Linked DNA regions of Homo sapiens: all the other regions are linked to region 6. A link is a contact called in ENCODE Hi-C or POLR2A ChIA-PET data. All regions are on one chromosome and are shown on one strand. Each heading gives the region's core, a stretch centred on a gene start or an enhancer-like site at or near the end of the contact. The rest is flanking DNA. Distances are from core to core; before and after follow the strand shown.

The links. A loop is a pair of places that touch in the nucleus more often than their neighbours do. ChIA-PET counts read pairs that join two places held with the same protein, here RNA polymerase II (POLR2A). Pooled maps may share reads with other maps.
Region 1: a loop to region 6 is called in a map with no recorded cell type, with 6 times the contacts of the local background. The contact joins the enhancer-like site here to the promoter of DHX15 in region 6. A Hi-C loop is called at or near these places in 2 of 37 single-sample maps with no recorded cell type and 4 of 50 pooled maps. POLR2A ChIA-PET finds 5 or more read pairs at or near these places in 1 of 52 experiments (naive thymus-derived CD8-positive, alpha-beta T cell).
Region 2: a pooled map shows a loop between it and region 6 (7-fold over the local background). The contact joins the promoter of ADGRA3 here to the promoter of DHX15 in region 6. A Hi-C loop is called at or near these places in 1 of 37 single-sample maps with no recorded cell type and 11 of 50 pooled maps. POLR2A ChIA-PET finds 5 or more read pairs at or near these places in 1 of 52 experiments (HepG2).
Region 3: a loop to region 6 is called in a map of CD8-positive, alpha-beta T cell, with 6 times the contacts of the local background. The contact joins the promoter of STIM2-AS1 here to the promoter of DHX15 in region 6. A Hi-C loop is called at or near these places in 4 of 168 maps with a recorded cell type or tissue (CD4-positive, alpha-beta memory T cell, CD8-positive, alpha-beta T cell and naive thymus-derived CD4-positive, alpha-beta T cell), 3 of 37 single-sample maps with no recorded cell type and 16 of 50 pooled maps. POLR2A ChIA-PET finds 5 or more read pairs at or near these places in 1 of 52 experiments (activated T-cell).
Region 4: a map of B cell shows a loop between it and region 6 (7-fold over the local background). The contact joins the enhancer-like site here to the promoter of DHX15 in region 6. A Hi-C loop is called at or near these places in 1 of 168 maps with a recorded cell type or tissue (B cell), 1 of 37 single-sample maps with no recorded cell type and 10 of 50 pooled maps.
Region 5: a loop to region 6 is called in a pooled map, with 5 times the contacts of the local background. The contact joins the enhancer-like site here to the promoter of DHX15 in region 6. A Hi-C loop is called at or near these places in 2 of 37 single-sample maps with no recorded cell type and 2 of 50 pooled maps.

The regions. Positions count from the first base shown.
Region 1 is chr4:26,884,786-26,887,668 of GRCh38, forward strand. The region is part of intron 1 of STIM2 (stromal interaction molecule 2); the gene reads left to right. Among named protein-coding and RNA genes, the nearest start is that of STIM2, 25 kb to the left of the region's middle. Within about 2 kb of position 1,251, at least 9 of the 41 ENCODE cell types and tissues checked have a DNase peak (open chromatin) inside an H3K27ac peak, as active enhancers do.
Region 2 is chr4:22,514,469-22,517,568 of GRCh38, forward strand. ADGRA3 (adhesion G protein-coupled receptor A3) reads right to left here and starts at 1,598. Exons shown (of 19, transcript NM_145290.4): 1 at 1,060-1,598. The coding sequence starts at 1,316. MIR12115 (microRNA 12115) reads left to right here and starts at 844; the gene lies at 844-917.
Region 3 is chr4:26,858,944-26,861,936 of GRCh38, forward strand. It overlaps STIM2-AS1 (STIM2 antisense RNA 1), which reads right to left and starts at 1,656. Exons shown (of 2, transcript NR_134674.1): 1 at 1,567-1,656; 2 at 681-1,085. It overlaps STIM2 (stromal interaction molecule 2), which reads left to right and starts at 1,898. Exons shown (of 12, transcript NM_020860.4): 1 at 1,898-2,426. The coding sequence starts at 2,276. RefSeq lists an enhancer at 1,455-1,554 and silencers at 1,645-2,014, 2,025-2,594.
Region 4 is chr4:26,991,598-26,994,708 of GRCh38, forward strand. The region is part of intron 3 of STIM2 (stromal interaction molecule 2); the gene reads left to right. Among named protein-coding and RNA genes, the nearest start is that of STIM2, 130 kb to the left of the region's middle. Within about 2 kb of position 1,419, at least 11 of the 41 ENCODE cell types and tissues checked have a DNase peak (open chromatin) inside an H3K27ac peak, as active enhancers do; they include B cell, where a contact is called at or near this core.
Region 5 is chr4:26,825,205-26,828,143 of GRCh38, forward strand. It overlaps a transcript of TBC1D19 not described here. Among named protein-coding and RNA genes, the nearest start is that of STIM2-AS1, 34 kb to the right of the region's middle. Within about 2 kb of position 1,592, at least 8 of the 41 ENCODE cell types and tissues checked have a DNase peak (open chromatin) inside an H3K27ac peak, as active enhancers do.
Region 6 is chr4:24,582,680-24,585,827 of GRCh38, forward strand. It overlaps DHX15 (DEAH-box helicase 15), which reads right to left and starts at 1,875. Exons shown (of 14, transcript NM_001358.3): 1 at 1,644-1,875. The coding sequence starts at 1,714. RefSeq lists silencers at 1,134-1,183, 1,384-1,463, 1,474-1,593 and an enhancer at 1,774-2,313.

The DNA.
Region 1 (2,883 bases), core at 1-2,500, 2.3 Mb after region 6:
TCATTTAGTCCTCACAAGCTTATGGGGTAGATCCGTATCTTATAGGTAATGTAACGGAGACCCAGAGAGGTTAAACACGAGTTCACAGAACTGGCAAGTGGGTGAGACAGAATTCTCACAACAAGATTCACATCCTTAACCAGTACTCTTGCCTCTTGAGTAATTGAACCTTGACTCCTTTGAATTATAAAACTTGCTTTATTTCAAACATTTTGGAGTCAAATTATTTCTAAAACGTGTGACTTATTTCTCTACTTTCTTAATCAGAATGTATTGGGTACAGTTAATGGGTACAATATTAGGGTTAGTACACATGCAAAAACACAGATACTCTTAAGGATTGTTGATTTGTGTTCCACTGTTCATGTTCAACCTTATTTTTCATGGTTTTGAATTGCTGTAATATCTAGTTTTCCAAAAGCTTTTTACTTAAATACAGTATAACAGTACAGGAAAGGGCTCAAATCATCAGTATACAGCTCATTTCAACCATTTTTAACAAAGTGAATACTCACATGTTATTAGCACCCAGATCGAGAAACATAATGTTGCCTTTACCCAGAAGTCCTTCATGTCCTCTTGAAATCAGTATGTGCCTTTGCCTAAGGTTAACCACTGTCCTTACTTTAATACCATAGATTTGCTTCCCTATTTTTGAATGTGAATAAATGGAGTCATCAGCATATGATTGTATCAGCTTATTTACTGGACAGCTGTCATTTTATTTTTTGGTATCTGCTAAGACTGGAAAATAGGGGTATCAAGGCTTGAATTGTAAATCTTGATGGTATGAAGGATCCTCCTTTAACTAAAGCATGTAGGATTTTAATGTGTGATATTTGTGACATAGTTTTCATTTCTGACTATTTTTTCAGGTTTATGTTTTGCCTGGGTGAATTCAGAATGTAACTTTCAGATATACAAATTGTTTACCTTGGTTACCAGGCTATGTAGTTTATAAGAGCAGTAAAACTGAAAATATAGCATTCAGTGCTAGTTGTATTATGAGAATGAAGCCAAATTTAGCACCTCAGGTTATATATATATATATATATATATATATATATATATATATATATATATATATATGTATATGTCTATTCATGTAAATATGCAGTGTTGATTTATCCTAATTACTGAGACATTCCATTATGGCTTATTGAAAATTACATATAAACCTTATTTTAAATCTGATTTTTAGATACTTGAGTTTTAAGAAGCTGATCACCATGCGCCAGTTCCTCTTATTTGACAAACAAGGAAGTTGTGGCTATGTGAGCTCATAATTTGAGGTTCAGTGGAACAGAGGAGAACTGTGACGGGCAGAACATTTACTTTCATATTCTCTGTAAAACCAAATCAGTGAGAAGGATGCAAGGAGAACTAGGACAGTATATGAACTTTTTCCTTCTTAAAGCTTTTTCTGTGTAGGAGCATATTCATATAACTGAGAAGATTGTTTGAAATTTTAGCTTAAGGCTAATATATTATTTCAATATATACTCATTGAACACTTACAGATATTGTTGTAGGTATTGGAGCAATGAAGAAAACGATGAGCTTAATTTCACTGAGGATAAGACAGTTAACAAGTAGACAAATATTTATCAGGAGATGATAAATGCAATGAAGGAAAATAAAATAGGTGAGAAGGTAGAGAATGTTAGGGAAAGTATATGTGTGTTTGCTGTTATTTAAGGTGGTCAGGGAAATCTTCATAGTTGACATTTGACAAGAGAGAAGGGAGAGACAGAGGGATGAGACCCTTCAGGTGGAGAGAATGGCATGTGCATGGGCCCTGATGGATACCATTGTTGGATTTTTGGAGAAACTTCCAGGAGACCACAGGGCTGGTGTAGAGTAAGCAATGGAGAGAGTAATAGATAGATCAGAGAGGTTGTCTGGGCTAGAATGTACAGTCTTGTAGACATCATCTACAAGATGTGAGGACATTGTCATTGTATGTCATGTACTCTGAGATGGGGAGCTACTGCAGGGTTTTTGAGAAGTGTGACATGATTTGATTTATGTTTGGAAATGATCACTTCAGCTCTTTCACTGAAATGACACTCTAGAAGGTCTAGTCTTAGAGCAGGGAGACCAATTAGTAGGCTTTTGTCCGGGGAGAGAAAGTGCTAGAGCTCCCTTGTTAGCTATGGAGGTGGTAATAGGTGGTATAGGTGGAGCTATATGTGGATGCTAAATACAGTGAAAGCCCTTCTGTTCTGTTGTCCTGAAAATCAAGTTCATTGTTATATGAACTTTATTGTGAAGTAAAGACATAAAAGCTTATGCCTTTATAGGATATAATTTAAAGAGCTAGGAAATTGGAACAACCCGTAGTGTTCAACTGCTGAATGTTACAAGATACAATAAGCACCAAACCAAATAATTAAACTTTTTTTTTTTTTTTTTTTTTTTTGCCTCTTGCCTTGTCCGTGATCCCTTTAAAACTTAGAATTTATTTGAGCTTTTTTTCTTTACTGTTTTGTTTGATGTTGCTTTCATTTTCTACTTGGGTTAAGATGTATCTTGCTAATAATCTAAGATCACACCGTGCTGTTACAGAATTACAGACTTTGATTGAACTCAAGGAAGTGGACAAAGCCTAAAGCTCAAACTGTCTGCTAATTACAGGAACTTCTCCGGTGTATCCCTTATAGACTGTCATTCATTAGCTCCTCAGATACTTTGGGTGGTTGGGAACTTATTGCTCCTGAACAACTTTTCCATTAGTAGGCAGTTCTGGTTTGTGAGAAGTTCTTTGTTGCATTAAACTAAAATCTTTCAGTACTTTCTTTGGGTTCTAGATGTATCCTTTGAAGCAAAGAGTGGCTATTTTTTCTCTTAATGTTTTAAAAGACCCTGTATTAGGGTTCTGTA
Region 2 (3,100 bases), core at 348-2,847, 2.1 Mb before region 6:
GTATACTCCTGCTGAATTTGGGTTACATTTAAAACCATACTTTAAGTGTTTTCATAGATCATGCTGCGGTCCTTGCATTCATGTTTGTATAGTGGCTGCCTTGATTCTTTTTTTAGGAAACCAACCAAAACAACATAGAGGAACCCCGAGCCAAGGGACTCACATTTCAGTTGAACAAAATACCCATGAGAAACACTTAGACTCAAAACTTTCCAAACCAATTCATCCTTCTGAAAACAAACTCGACAGTCACTGGGGCCAACTGTTCAGCTAGAATTGGCAAAACTACGTTTGCAAAACTGAACCGTGAATCCCAGCACAAGTGAGTTACCAAAATTTTTCCTTCCAGGTGGAAACTCAATCCGAAAATCAAAAATCCCTCGAGTTGGAAGGCTCAATAAACCCACGGTTTTCAGTTCCAATGTTCCTGGCTTTTAAATATAAGCCCTCACAGACACGAAAACGGGACTGCAAGGTACATAAACAGATTGATCTGAAATGTTTCCAGCCCTTAATAACAACTCTATCTTAAAAGGTGCTCTTTAACTGTAATAAAACTAAGATAGCAAAAGGCAAAGGAAGCGTCTTGGGGTTTGGGCTCGCACACAGTCCTTGTGTTTTGCAAACTCTACCACGTAAGTGTAACTTAATTTGCAAAGAAGCAGAAGGACTGGCGCTTGCAATCAAGCATTGTGTTTTCTGGAAACCCAAGCCCAGGATGAATGAGCTTTAACTCTGTTGACTGCGTGTTTACTTGCATCCTCACGTGGCACCGCGCAGCCCAAAAGCGCTGCGCCGGGGACAGCGCGGGGAGCGCCTGAGAACCCGAAAACTTTACTTTGCAAACTAGTGGAGCTGGGAGGCAGCTCGGACGCAGATTCCCTTGCCTTTCCCTGAACTGCACCCATGCCAAGCACACGAGGTCTTTCCTAGCACCGCCCCCTGCCTACAGCTCCACACAAAGGCGCGTGGGTGCCGGCTGGACCCTGCTCCAAAGTTGAGCGGAGAGATAAGAAAGAGCCGAGCGGGAGAGGACCCAGCGTCGCGGGAGATACTCACAGGGTGACCGTGCGGTTGGGCAGAGTATCTGGGGGCAGGACCTGCGCGAGTTCCAGGCTGCTGCACACCACCTTGCCCTCGGCGGCGCCCGCCGCCCTGCCAGCCCCTCGGGGCCGCCCATCGTGCTTGCAGCCGGCGGGCAGCGCCGCGGCGCCGCCGCCGCCGCCGCCTCCCAGCAGCGCGAGCAGCGCTAACAGCGAGAGCGGCAGCAACAGCGGCGGCTGCGCGCGGCCCCGCCGGCGTCCGGGTGGCTCCATGCTGCGGGCCGGGGCCTGCGGGGCGAGCGGCGGCGCACTGGCCTAGCGGGCCGCCCCGGAGCCCGGGCGGGCAGGAGCGCGGCGCGGGCCCAGCGGCGACCGGAGCCTTATGGCGGCCGGAGGACGGGCCTTCCCCGGCGCGGACATGCTCCTTTGTCCGCTGCGGCTGCGCTGGGCCTCTAGGGAGCCGGGGGTCACGGCCGCATGGGTCCCAGCGCCGCTCTACCGCCCGGCGCGAGCACCGCCTCCTCCTCCTCCTCTGCCGCCGCCGCCGCCGCCACTGCCTCCTCCCCTGGCCAGGACCCGCGCGCGGCGGCTCCTCCCCGCCCGCCGCCGGCGGCCGCCCCCGCCCCTTCCCCTCCTCTTTCCCGGCTCTCCTGCTCTCCCCGTGTCTGCAGCTGCCCGGGACCTCGGGGAGGAGGCGCGCGCTCCCGGGACCTGCCGAGCCCGACTCCGACCCGGTGCGCGCCCGGGCCTCGGCCTCCGGGCAGGAGTTGTGGGGAGCCCGCGGGAAGGCAGTAACTCGTAGAGAGAACGGAGGAAAGTTCGAGTCCGAACGGAGGAAAGTTCGAGTCCAAACTCCACCCGCGGTGGCCACTCTCCTGCTCGTTTCCCTTCGCCGCCACCGCGCTCGCACCGCGGGCACAGGACAAAGCAGTCTTGTGCGCTCCTGGAGACTGCCCATGTGGCCCAAGGAGCCTGGCCCGGAGGATGGAGTAGGGACGAGAGTAGGGAATTTCCCTGACCAACCCTATGGGAAAAGTACCCAAAACCAAGTGTTTCGGAAGGAATCGCCTTCTCACCTCATTATGGTAGTCTTATTTGTCCCAAATACACTGGAGCCAGTAAACAGGTTCCTCTTCAATACAGTGAACAATCTGAAGCTGTTTCTGGCCTTCAGCAACAACAGCGATGGTCTCTAAAGGATGCATCTGGACCTCACTAGAAAGGCAGCCTTTTGAAAGAAATTCGACAGGCAAAGATACTTGAGATGTTCACCAGTTCGAGCAATAATGAGCAAACCCTCCAAGAAACCCCAACAGAATTGATTACTCTGACTTCCAGCCTCGCCCTAACATTTGCAAGCCCAGGGCTTACCTACCCTATGTTTAAAATTTTACAAGGACTATATCATGCTAATAAAATATATTCTGTGCTCCTGCCTTGAGAAATTACCTTCATAACAACCTGGAAGGTTTGTAAGCAGGATTCTCAGACACCTTGGAGTTTCTCCCTGAAACATGGCAGGTGGGAAAGAGTCAGATCCAAACCTTTGGCCTGTACACCTTCACCGTCTTTGCTTCCTGTGCCCAGCTATCTTCAAGGACAAGAGGGGATTTTTTGTACCTGTGTGTGAACACCGCAGCCCACAAAACCAAGTTCTGTTCACACTTTCTAACAGCCACCCTCTGTCTGCGTCTGGATCTCAGGTGTGCCTATACCAGTTGTTGGGTCCTTCATTGGGAGGACAGTTCTCAGAAGAAGCTAGCTCAGGGCCAAGAAGTGGCTTTGGTAATACCAGTCAGGGAATTCCAGGGTCCTGGGTCTTGGGGACATAGTGGGTACCCAGGCTTTGGGTGCTGGCCTGGAGATTTTTCACCCCATAAGAAGAGTCAGGTTGGTGTCCTCTAAAATGGAGGGCCTAGAACACGGTTTTTCTTGCTTGGGTCTAAGGACACTACTGCCTCTGGCCCCTACAAAATTTATCTTAGGGACCAATTTGCAGGAATCTGTTTATCTGGCTAGAGCTTTCTCAATGGGAAGTAAATAAATGGTCTCCATTT
Region 3 (2,993 bases), core at 406-2,905, 2.3 Mb after region 6:
TTGTTCGTGGTTTTATACTGTTACTACTGTAACAGTTTGCACTACACCATTTAGCAACTGATTACTACTTTGTATTAGCCTCTAATTGTTTAATGGGTGTACATTTTATCTCCTTAAAAAGATTGTAAGATGCCTTAGTCATGGGACTGTGCTGTTTATCTCATAGCCCTGACTGCTGACTTAATTGCCTTTTTCAAGTGTCTCTCTTGCCTAACCCTCACCACTCAGTACTCTGCCTGGCACATACTAGGTACTCAGTAAACATTTAATAAATGAAATGCCTCCTGGAGAGCAGGAACAAGCTTGTTATTTATATTGTTCTGGTCCCCTAGCAGAATTATCTTCTCTGGTGGGCACTCAGCACTCTGGTGTGACTTCATCGCTGTGCCTTTCAGCAGGGGAAATATAATCTCCCGGTTGCCCTATAAAGAATTGCCACCTGAACACTATGCCCACAAGAAGTCTGCTGAGAAATAACTGTTGATAGATTGACTTAGCCTCAAAGACATCCTTGATTCTTTTCTAAAGTGTGCATCTGCCCTTCCACAATAAACGATATTTGTGGTTATCTTGGCCAGGCTACCTAAGAAATACTTTAGGAGAATGTAATTTGAGTATCTTCTTGGCTTGAGAAAGCAAGCAAACAAACCAATAAGCAGAATGAAACCAACAAAACCCAATAGCAAAAGGATCTTCGTGTTTAATAACCCTATCTGCAAATTTTAAACAATTTTGTGCCCCTGGGAGAAAGAATGCCTCCTTGCGTGTGAATTTCCAGGGCTTTTAATTTATAGTGACAGTACATTCAACACTTCCTTTTAAATTTGAAGGGAGGTGGCCTTAAAAATATGCTGGCAACTAGTTTGGATGAGAAAGATTCCGGTTCTTTATTTATTCAAACCAATTAGACCAGGTCTGAACAGGATTTACAACAGAGAGCAGATCTTGGGTGCACAAGAGCTTTGCTTCATTCCAGGTTGGCGAAAACAAGTCAAGTCTACATCATTGTTCTGTCAGCCGGTTCAGGATACAGCACAGAGTCGATGGGATGGGGGTGGGAAGGTGATGAGTTCAGGTAAATGTACCTAGGAGAGTCAGAGGCTAAAGTAAATTCTCTTAAATAGGCCTTTTCAGTGGCTGCTAAATCTCGCTCATTTCCCATGAATTAGCTGTGGGATATTGGGGACAACTTACTTCACATTTCTAGGTCTTAGTCTCTTCATTCGTAAAAGGGGGTAACGATAATTTTGGAGTTATAGCATGTAAATGTGTAAAACGGTTAGAGCAATGCCTGGTACACTCACACATAGCACGCGCTTTGTGAAATGTTTGGCAAGTAAATAAAACGCTAAGCTATGCTAACCGCGTCTAAACAGCCAGCCACTTGTAAGCCCCACCTATATTGAAATTACGGGGACGCTGCTGTTTTCCGATTGCAAGATTTTCCTGATCCATGCAATTACTTTCGCTGCCCTCTACGAGGCTGAAACTCGCCCTCAGGATGTGGGACGTCTGGACTCTTCTCTCCGTCCCCTTGTAGCCCCCCACTCCCCCTCGCGGTGGTACCGTGAATGAGGGAGAGGTACACGTCCCCCTTCTTCCCCGCCTCCTATCTTCGCGGCTCGCTAAAGCGTTATCAGCCGCCCCACGGTACTACCGTCCGTCTAGGAACGCCTCCGGGGCGGGGCTGGGATGCCGCGCACGCGCAGTACAGCAGCGCCGCGCCTGCGCCGTGGAGAGCCTGAGGGAGGCGGGGGATTGGTATGCGAGCGAATGTGCGAGGGGAGGGAGGCGTCCCGGCGGAGCGTGGTACTACGACCAGCGCGGGCCGGAGGGGGCGGGGGGATGCGCCGCGGCGGCGGCGGCGCGGGAGCTGGGGTTGGTGTTTGGCGGCGCCAGAGCAGCGGATCCCGGTCTCGCCGCAGCAGCAGCGCGGGTGTCGTGCACCGCCTGAAGACGCCGTACCTTTCTACCCCCCACCTTTTTTTTTTTTTTTTTTAAATAACCGGAACCAATGAACGCAGCCGGGATCAGAGCTCCGGAGGCCGCCGGTGCCGATGGGACCAGGCTGGCGCCCGGCGGGAGCCCGTGTCTGAGGCGGCGGGGGCGGCCGGAGGAGTCGCCGGCGGCGGTGGTGGCGCCTCGCGGAGCCGGCGAGCTGCAGGCGGCCGGGGCGCCGCTGCGCTTTCACCCGGCTTCTCCTCGGCGCCTTCATCCCGCCTCGACTCCTGGCCCAGCGTGGGGCTGGCTGCTGCGGCGGCGGCGCTGGGCTGCGTTGCTGGTGCTCGGGCTGCTGGTAGCCGGAGCGGCGGACGGATGCGAGCTTGTGCCCCGGCACCTCCGCGGGCGGCGGGCGACTGGCTCTGCCGCAACTGCCGCCTCCTCTCCCGCCGCGGCGGCCGGCGATAGCCCGGCGCTCATGACAGGTGAGGGGCCGGGGGGCGGCGGGCGGGGCTCGGCCGGCAGCGATGGGACCCCCAACCCGTGCAGAGGTCAGCATCTCCGCCGGACGTCCGCTATTCCGCGGCTCCGGCCAGGGCGCGATGCGGAGCCCTGCCTGCTGCTTCGTCGCGGTCCCCTGCACTCCGGACGTCTTTCCTTTTCACCCCGACACCCCGCCCTCGCCGAGCCTCTCGACGGCACTGATTCCCCTCCCTTCAGTCGGGCTCTCCGATCTTCCAAGCTGAGCAATGCGGTGGTTTCTCTTTCGTGCTGCAGAAGTGCCAGCAGGGTCTGCAGGGGACTGGGCTGATTTTTTTTTTTTTTTTTTTTTTGAGGCTGCTAGAAAAAGTCAGCAGCAGCATTGCGGTATTGAGTCTACCTCTGGTGCTGCTTTTGCAAAGGCAGCTGGCAGCGAGTCTCACCGGTTCAAAGCTCCGCTTGAGCACAGCGTCCCAGGGGAGCCTGCTAAAGGGGATTCTTTGAGAGCCATAATACCTAGTGATATTAGTGGTTCCGTGTTAGTATGCAGAAATGCCTAAGTTTACAGTGCA
Region 4 (3,111 bases), core at 169-2,668, 2.4 Mb after region 6:
ATAAATGTTTGAGGTGATGGATATCTCAGTTACCCTGATTTGATCATCACACATTGTATACGTGTATCAAAATACCATATGTACTCCCAACATATGTATAACATCAATTTAAAAAAGAGAATCTGAGCTGTAGTTAAATAATGTGGCTATGATATTATCCTGAATCAGTGGCACAGCTGGGAGTAAAATCAGGTCTGTTTCCATTCCAGAGTTCTTTTCATTAGTCTTAGAATAAATTGCCAAAAATCCCTTTGAGACACTGACCTGTAGCACTGGCCACAACTTCAAGCAGAAACAATATAAGTTAACATTTTAGAAGCTGGCATTTCTGTAGCTCTGCAGATTGGGAAAGATACCTTTAAAAGGAATGGTGTATCTCTCTCTGCTTGCCCTCTGATGGAAGTGTTGTTTAGCAACAGCATCTATAAAAGATCAGTGAGAGGCAGGTAATAAGGAACCAGATAATTCTTAAATGAGTAATTCTTTTACCATCAAGAATTTCTTATGTAATGAAAAATCGCTTGTACCCCAAAAGCTATTGAAATTTAGAAAATGTTAAAAAAGAATTTCTTATACATACAAATCCTTGTCTCACCATTAAAATGTAAAATTAGATTTTCATAAGACTTATTAATTAAACATGTTCTACGTCATTCAACAGCATCCAACAAATAATTTGTTGAGTGCCTTTATACCAAGTGCTAGGGTTAGAGTGATGAGCAGAAGACTTATACTTTACTGAAATAAACAGTTGTTGAAGTAACAATCATACAGATAAGTAGTTATAGTTATTTAAATGCTATGCATAAAAGCTACTAAGGGATTAATAATCAGGGGCTGGGTGTGGTGTCTCATACCTGTAATCTCAGCACTTTGAGAGGCAGAGGAGTTCAAGAGATCAGCCTATGCAACATAGCAAGACCCTATCTCTACAAAAAAAGGAAAAAAAAGGTTATATAGTAATGTTCAGAAAGGTTCACTTGAAGAATTAAAGTTTTAGCTGAGATATGAAGGTTTAATGAAACAAAAAGGTGGAGGGATAGCAAAAAGGAGCTTATACTCAGCAAACAGCACGTACAGAGGCCCTGAAGAAGGACATAGTATGATCTGTCCTAAGAAATGAAAGACAACTAGAGTATTTGGAACAGAGAATGCTAATAAAAAATGCAAGTCCTGGTCATGAGAAGAGAAGTGAAGGTGTTTACTAAGTATCACCAAGGAAACCACAGCAAAAGGAGAAGTGAATCTCCCCCCAAAATAAATGGTTCTGTTAGATCTGTTGTTTTAAAGATTCGTTGTCAAGACCACTACAATTTTCAATTTGCTAAGCAGAGTATTACTAAGATTTGGGCAGTTTTAATATGTTCTTTTTCATTTGATTTTTCTTCCTTTCTGTACTGACTTACTGGAAATTGTGGGATGACTTTGATGTGCTGAAGTGTTTAGATCAGGAATTTTCACTGTTGAACAGTCATAGAGAGAATCTTATCTTGTTTTCTTGGCTGGGGATTTTGTGTGGGCGTGTGAGGTACAGCTGCACCATGAGTTTTTTGGCAGTGAGGACAGGGCAATTCTCAATGCAGTTCATCTTGAATAGGAAGAAACTTAAGAGTAAAAAGTCTACTTTGAATGCACTAAATTCAGTGGAAAACACCCAGGGCCTGAACCTTCAGCTGACATCCTGTTACTTGGTTAAATGGATACAGCAGCCTCAGGCCCATGTCCAGGTTTTATGGTAGGAACACATGAAGGGGAGAACAGTCAAGGCTTTGTTTCAATATAAAACTATCAGTTACCACATCTAGTTTTAAATGTTTTTGGTTTTTGTTTGTGGTTTATTTAAGCTTTTTCTCTAAAGAACACTTAATAAAAAAGGCAGATTGATGGAAACCTAGCTTTGCTTGCAAGTATGAATTCATATTTTTATGTAGCTTATCAGAAAGATTTTTTTCAGATTTATTTATATACAGATGGATTCCCAGATCTGCTTTTATTGCTCACGTTTTCTTCACTCTCCCTTGATCTCTTCTGTAGTCTATAAGCATTAACCCTCAAATTAAATGCAGACAGTATAGAACTATTCATTTGTAAGCACACTTACATCCTTCCCTTTGCATAAACTCATCATTACTCTTCATAAGCAGAAACCTCTGAACTGCGTCCAGCGCTTAACTGCTTGTTTATATCTTTACTGTTATTTAGTATTACTACTTTCAGAGTAGTATAAAGTTTTGTTCTGTGAACAGTTTGCCTGAGTTCAAATCCAGTCCTGCTGCTTACTTTGTTGGTTCCATTAGCTTTTTAGTTTTTAACTTCCAAAATAAAGATAATTATGTTAGAACCTCGTAAGTTTTTTTTAAGACTTAAGAAAATGCATACAAAGGACTTAATTTAAAATAAATATCCAGGAGAAGAGATGCTAGTTATTTTATTCTTGATTTAGGTCCAGTCTTCTAGAATCTATTAATAGCTGTCTTTTCTGGTTGATGTCATTTAGTCTAAAGATCATCTGTATGTTGGTGACTTCCCACCAATACCTCTGTTCCTAACCTCACTTTTTCCTAAGCTCCAGACTTGCAGATCTGACTGCTGCTCTATTATCTACACTTAAATGTCAAATGCATACTTCAAACATAACGTGTCTTAAAACAACTTTTGATCTCTGTCACCGGCCCCTGCTCGTTTCCCCAATCTTTTCCTCCCCATTCTTTTCTATCTCAGTTAATGGTAGCACCCTCTGTACTTTTGGCTTTTGTTTAGCTACCAGCCCCTGTCCATTTCATCAGCGCATCTTAATAGCATTATCCCCAGAATATATCCTGAATCTGACTCCTTGTTGTCATCTTATCTACTACTATCATAGTCTAAGATGATGACCCTTTCCTGTCTAGGCAATTATATAAGGAATGGTCTTCTTATTTCTCCGTATTTCATGATAAGACTGGACCATTTTTAGTCTTATCATGAACAATCTATTCTCCACATTGAAGAACAACATTCTAAAAAAAGATTATTCCCCTTCTTTTTATTGAAATTAGAAAACTGTCCAGAGTTCTTGAAAGCCTTTCATGACCTAGCTCCTCTCTGACTTTCTGCCAGTCTCTCAAACAC
Region 5 (2,939 bases), core at 342-2,841, 2.2 Mb after region 6:
TCTCCTGCCTCAGTTTCCCGAGTAGCTGGGACTACAGGTGCACACCACCACGCCCAGCTAATTTTTGTATCTTTAGTAGAGATGGGGTTTCACCAAGTTGGCCAGGATGGTCTCAATCTCTTGACCTCATGATCCGCCTGCCTTGGCCTCCCAAAGTGCTGGGATTACAGGCATGAGCCACCACGCCTGGCTGATTTAGGATTTTTAAACTTTTCTTTCAGGAGTAACTAGGTATATAAGGGCATGCCTCATTAGTCAGTAATTTTTATTTTTTCAATGACATTTTCTTTAATTTTTCAACATTAAGAAAAAAATCCAGGCCATAGTGAATGTAGTTTGGTTGGAAACACTCATTGTTCACTGTTTTGAAGATTTGCTGCCAATTTTCTCTATCAGTGACCTGCCACAAATTAGTTAAGTAGCATGATCTGAGAGGTGCTATTGTGTGGTTATACTAGTTAAGTAAAAGGGGTTTGGAGCCAGACTTTTGGGTGCAACTCCCAGCCCTACCACTTAGTTGTGTGACATCAGAAAAATTACTTAAAAATCTCTGTGCCTCATTTTTCTCAACTGTAAAACAGGGTTAATAGTATCTCCTTCATAGAATTGTTATAATATCAGTAGGATGAATAAGGCCATTGAAACAGGGCCTGGTCCAAGTTAAGCCTGCAATAAACATTAACTATTAGTAATGGCATATGAAAATAGCTAAGCTGGCCGGGCATGGTGGCTCACGCCTGTAATCCCAGCAGTTTGGGAGGCTTAGGCGGGCGAATCATTTGAGGTCAGGAGTTCAAGACCAACCTGGGCAACATGGCGAAACCCCATCTCTACTAAAAATACAAAAATTAGCCAGGCTTGGTGGCATGCACCTGTAATCCCAGCTACACAGGAGGCTGAGACAGGAGAATTGCTTGAACCCAGGAGGCAGAAGTTGCAGTGAGCTGAGATCGTGCCATTGCACTCCAGCCTTGGTGACAGAAAGAGACCTTGTCTCAAAAATAAAAAGTGAAAAAAAAATTCAAAGATCATATTTTTGTAATAAAAGAACAATTTAATTCCCACTGCACATAGGACTTCGCATTCTGCCTGCCCATTGTTTAACTCTAGTATCAGGGAATTCCTGCCCAGCTGCTGGATACATATTCAGTGACAGCAATAATCATGAATAGAAGGATATTTCAAACAGTTTAAAGTTGATTTATATTTGTGCCCTTACTGTCTGCTCATAGTAGGTGAACATTATTTAGAGGGGGGAAAAATAAGTGTCATTATTACTAAGTTTTAAATTCTAAACAAAGAGATCATTCTTATTAAGATATTAGAGCTGTTACAAACATAAAATGCTTCTCATCTCTCTCCAATATACCTTTCAAAATTCTCTCTTTGAAAATCATTGTTATAGATGATGTCCGCGTGTATTTTGTTAGATTGAGTTTAGATCAATATTCCACAACCCTAACAATGAATAGAGTCCAGTAAAGTTTGGCCTAATGGCATTTCAAGGTCTATAACTGTTGGCGAGCAGGAAAGACTACTGTTTTAACTTCATGAGGGTTACTGCCCCGGTGGCGGGTGGATGTTTATAATGGTTCCGGGTGTGGGTGGTGACGTAGATTCAGAGCATGGAGGAAAGTGAAGTGCTATTAGCAATAAAAGATAAACCCTTCCAGAAATAATAACTGTTATGAAACCGGAAAGAACCTCCCAGCCGTGCAGTTCAACCCCCTACTGAGATATGAGGCGAGGCAAGTCTCTCCCCTAAACTGGTTACATAATATTTTTTTCCTCAGGAGGTTTCACTACCTCTTTTATAAACTGTTAATGTGTTTATTGAATCGTATCATGGAGAAAGGAAACTAATGATTAACTTTTAACCATGATAGCTTGGCCTTGCCATGATACTTCTGGTGAACTGATGGAGACTGCTCTTCCATAGCCTTTCCTGGCTCCTTAACACAAATTCAATCACAGTAAGTGGCAAATGCTTATAAAGATGGAAAACACTTTATTTTCATCTTCACTTAATTAAAACAGCCAACTTTAAAGGTATTACTGTTTCAGGAATCTCTCTTCTTCATCACCAAATCTATCCTTTGGGTCAAAATCATCAGGCATTGGCAGGCACAGTGACTCACGCCTGCAATCCAATCATTTTGGGAGGCCAAGGGAGGCAGATCACTTGAGGCCAGGAGTTCAAGACCAGCCTGGCCAACATGGAGAAACCTCGTCTCTACTAAAATACAAAAATTAGTCAGGCATGGTGGCAGACGCCTGCAGTTCCAACTACGCAGGAGGCTGAGGCATGAGAATTGCTTGAATCTCGGAGGCAGAGGTTGCAGTGAGCCAAGATTGCACTACTGCACTCCAGCCTGGGCGAGAGAGCAAGACTGTCTCAAAACAAAACAAAACAAAATCAGGCTGGCACTCACCTACTCAGCCCTAACTTCAAGCAAATGTTTTTGAGGATGGAACCAATTTATTAGAGCTTTCTTTTTTTGTTTTTTGTTTTGTTTTTTTTTTTTTGATAGGGTCTTGCGATGACACTCAGGCTAGAATGCAGTGCCTATTTACAGGTGCAATAATGCACACTGCAGCCTCGAACTCCTGGGCTCAAGCAATCCTTCTGCCTCAGCTTCCTGGGTAGGTGTGAATACAGGCATGTGTGCCGCTGTGCCCAGCTATTTTATTAGGCTTTGAGATTAACGTAGGCCACCTGACAAATCCATATCTGAAAATACTTAAAATAGCTTTGAAATGGTTCCTCTAAGATCTCGTTTGGCAGATGCTTTGACAGCTATGGGGTTAAAGGGTAGATGGAAACTGTCCAGAACCGCCAGTCAGAACTCCCCAGCTCTGGCCCTGACTCTGGCTTTCCTTAGGCGTGTAGTCCCCAGGAGGCTTATGAAGTGCTCTGAGCCTTGATTTCCCCTTCTATT
Region 6 (3,148 bases), core at 625-3,124:
CAAAGGCAGGGTTCCAGATCCTGCTGTAAACTTGCACAAGCCACCTTAACTCTGTTCTCCACTTCTCATTCCTTGATTGGAGCCGCGTATAGTCTTTTTTAAGTTGCTTCCAGCTCTGAGTCTGTGACATACAGCTCAGAGGTATTAACGTTTTGTGGGGCGTAATGGTGGGGGAGGGTGATAGCCTAAAGAGAGTCTGTCTTACAATGTCATTGTCTTTTTTACAATGCCTAATATCGTAAACTAAATAACTCACAAAATTAAAATGTGACATGCTTTTGCTTTCTATTGAATAATTCAACATATGGCAAAGCCTCAAAAAGTACACCCTATCCTGGCTTATACTCTACAATGACACTAAACATATCCCTGGAAATCAATTTCAATGAAGAACTTTAGCTGAAAAATTCAAAACAGCTATACAGGTGACTTGACACAGTGATTCTGTATCACAAGTACACAATAAAATGATACAATTATGCAAAGTATTTGGCTACTCGGGCTTTTGTGGGTTTTGCCTGAATTATCCAAACAGGTCTTTGTACTTCATCAATGAAAACACACAAGGGACAAGAAATGATTTTCACGAAATTGCTTAAATTAACTGCTAAATTCCTCTGTACCTTTAAGGAAAGGAATCTGGAACACCAAGAGTTTGTGTAAGTATTTCAACTCTCAACCTCCACATGGGCGGTGTTTCGCCATAAATACTAAAAACACGTTTTGAACATGATCCCTGTATTTCAAAAGCTACTTATGAAGAAAAGTGGGACATGCATAGAAAATAAATGATGAAAAAAAAAAACAATGCCTTCTAATCCCTCCCCATGGGACGATGTTCAGTAACCAGTTTTAACCAAAGCAGGAAATACAGGAGATGGCGGGAGCGTAGGCAGAGAGCGGAAGTTTGCTAGTATCTACTTTGAAGTGTTTGAATGGACCAAGGCACGCTCTCTCCCGCCAAACTATAAACTCAGTCGCCCCAAAACACCAGCCTTCCAGCCCATCAGGTATATTACTCCACGTTTTCCTTTCTCCCGGCAGGTCCTCTACTCCCACCTCCCCCGAGAACTCCCTATTTGCTGGCTTCTCTCAACTCCCGCCACCCCCATCCCAGCCTACATTATGATCCACGCGCTGCTCTCACTTTCCGCCCTCCGCCTTTCCCGTCTGGAGTGCCTGGCCGCGCCCCCACCCAGGCCCTCCCCACGGCCCCTCTGGCTGGGAAGTGCCTGCTGCCCTTGGAAGCGAATACTCCCACCGCGCCCTCCCCCACCCTCTCCTCCGGCTCCAGGCCTTCCTCGGGAACCGAGGCCACGAGGTCCGCGGTTCACTCCCGCCCGACGCCCTCGCAAATGACTCCCGCTCGGTTCGGCCTGGGGGAGGAGGCGCCCTCATGGCTACTGCAGGCCTCTCCACCCTCCGGACTGGGCTGGGCAGCGGCCCCGTCGCACGCAACCCCCCGCGCCCTTGCCGGGCCGAACGGGCGCCGCGCTTCTCCTACCCGCCGCTAGTGAACCCAGCCCAGAGAGAAACAAAGGCTCGGGCTCCAGGACCCGCTCGGCCAGGCCAGCCCCGGCCCGCTCCCTGCCAGGACCCCAACAAAGCCCGAGCTGCCGCCTCGCGCCCCCGGCCTGGCTTACCCATCGGTCCCCGCACGCTTCTTGCCAGAGGGGTAATCCTCCCCTAGGTCCAACCGGTGCCGCTTGGACATCCTCGCACTCTTCGAACGGGCAGTTATTAAGGAAGAAAGCTGGCTGCTGTATGGGCACAGTCGAGGACAGCCACTTAACTCTGGAGGACCCCCACCCCTCCCGCTACTACAGCCCACACGGTGCGGCCGGAACCAACAGCTAAAATGGCGGCGGCGACGAGGGCTGGGCCTGCGCGCGCGCGCGCTTCCGCAGCGTGCGTGCGTGCGAGTGTGCGTGTGAGCGAGGTGCGCGCGCACGACGCCCAAAGGCGGGAACTCCTGTCCCGCCCGCTGCCTCATTGGTCCGACCTTTCTTGGGTCTCCTCCCTCTTCCTGTAGCTTTCCCCTCCTCGGAGCGGCTGTTAGGAAGAACCTGAAGGCCTTCACTTTCCATTTCAGGCTATCCTTGCCCCTCTGAGTCAAGAAATTGAGAAAGTCTAGTCCTAGTTAGGAAATCCTATTCATTTCTATTACCCCGGCTTTAAGGGAATCTCAGACCCAGAGAGGTTGAGAAACGAATGAAGATCGTACAGCTAATAAGTGGCAGAGCCGGGATTGGAACCCAGCTATTTAGTAACTCCAGATCTGGAACTTGCGGCCACTGCGCTACCCTCAGTTGCAGTGAGGGGCCGCGCGATGGTTCACGCCTGTAATCCCAACGCTTTGGGAGACCGAGGCGGGTGGATCACGAGGTCAGGAGTTCGAGACCAGCCTGGCCAACACGGTGAAACCCCGTCTCTACTAAAAATACAAAAATTAGCTGGGCGTGGTGGCGTACGCCTGTAATCCCAGCTACTCGGTAGGCTGAGGCAGGAGAATCGCTTGAACCTGGGAGGCGGAGGTTGCGGTGAGACGAGATCACACCAGTGCACTCCAGCCTGGACGACAGAACAAGACTCCGACTTGAAAGAAAAAAAAAAATCAATTGCAGTGAGGAAACTGAAGTGAGAAAATGTTAAGGCTTGTCATGATCTATTTTGCCCTTTTCTTGCCCAGCACGGACACCATGCACCCAAGCTATAGATGTTTTTAACTAGAATACAGAGAATTCGCAGTGAGGGCACAATTTGCTTTTTTGTTTTTTGTTTTTCTGTGCCTATTAATGCACTTTCGCAGTGTTAAATAACACCCTGCAAGGTAGTTGTTATTTTGTAGACGTAGACGCAAAGGCTGAGGAAGGTTACATCTCCTAGCCATAAGGGCTGTACCTAAAGCCATAACAAGGAGGTGGGGCAAGATGACTCTAAGGATTTTTGTGGATCTCTCCCCCTAGAATATGTCTGCTTCCTCAGTTGCATTTGTTCCCAGAAGAAATGCACAAGAAAAGATCTGTGGACCATCTGCAGCAGGGTGATCTCTGTTGTTCATGGAATGGCTTGGTTTGGCTGCCCTGGAAGACCATACTCTGGTTCTTATCCAAATCTCAGGACTGCAATTGCTAGGATTAAATGCAAC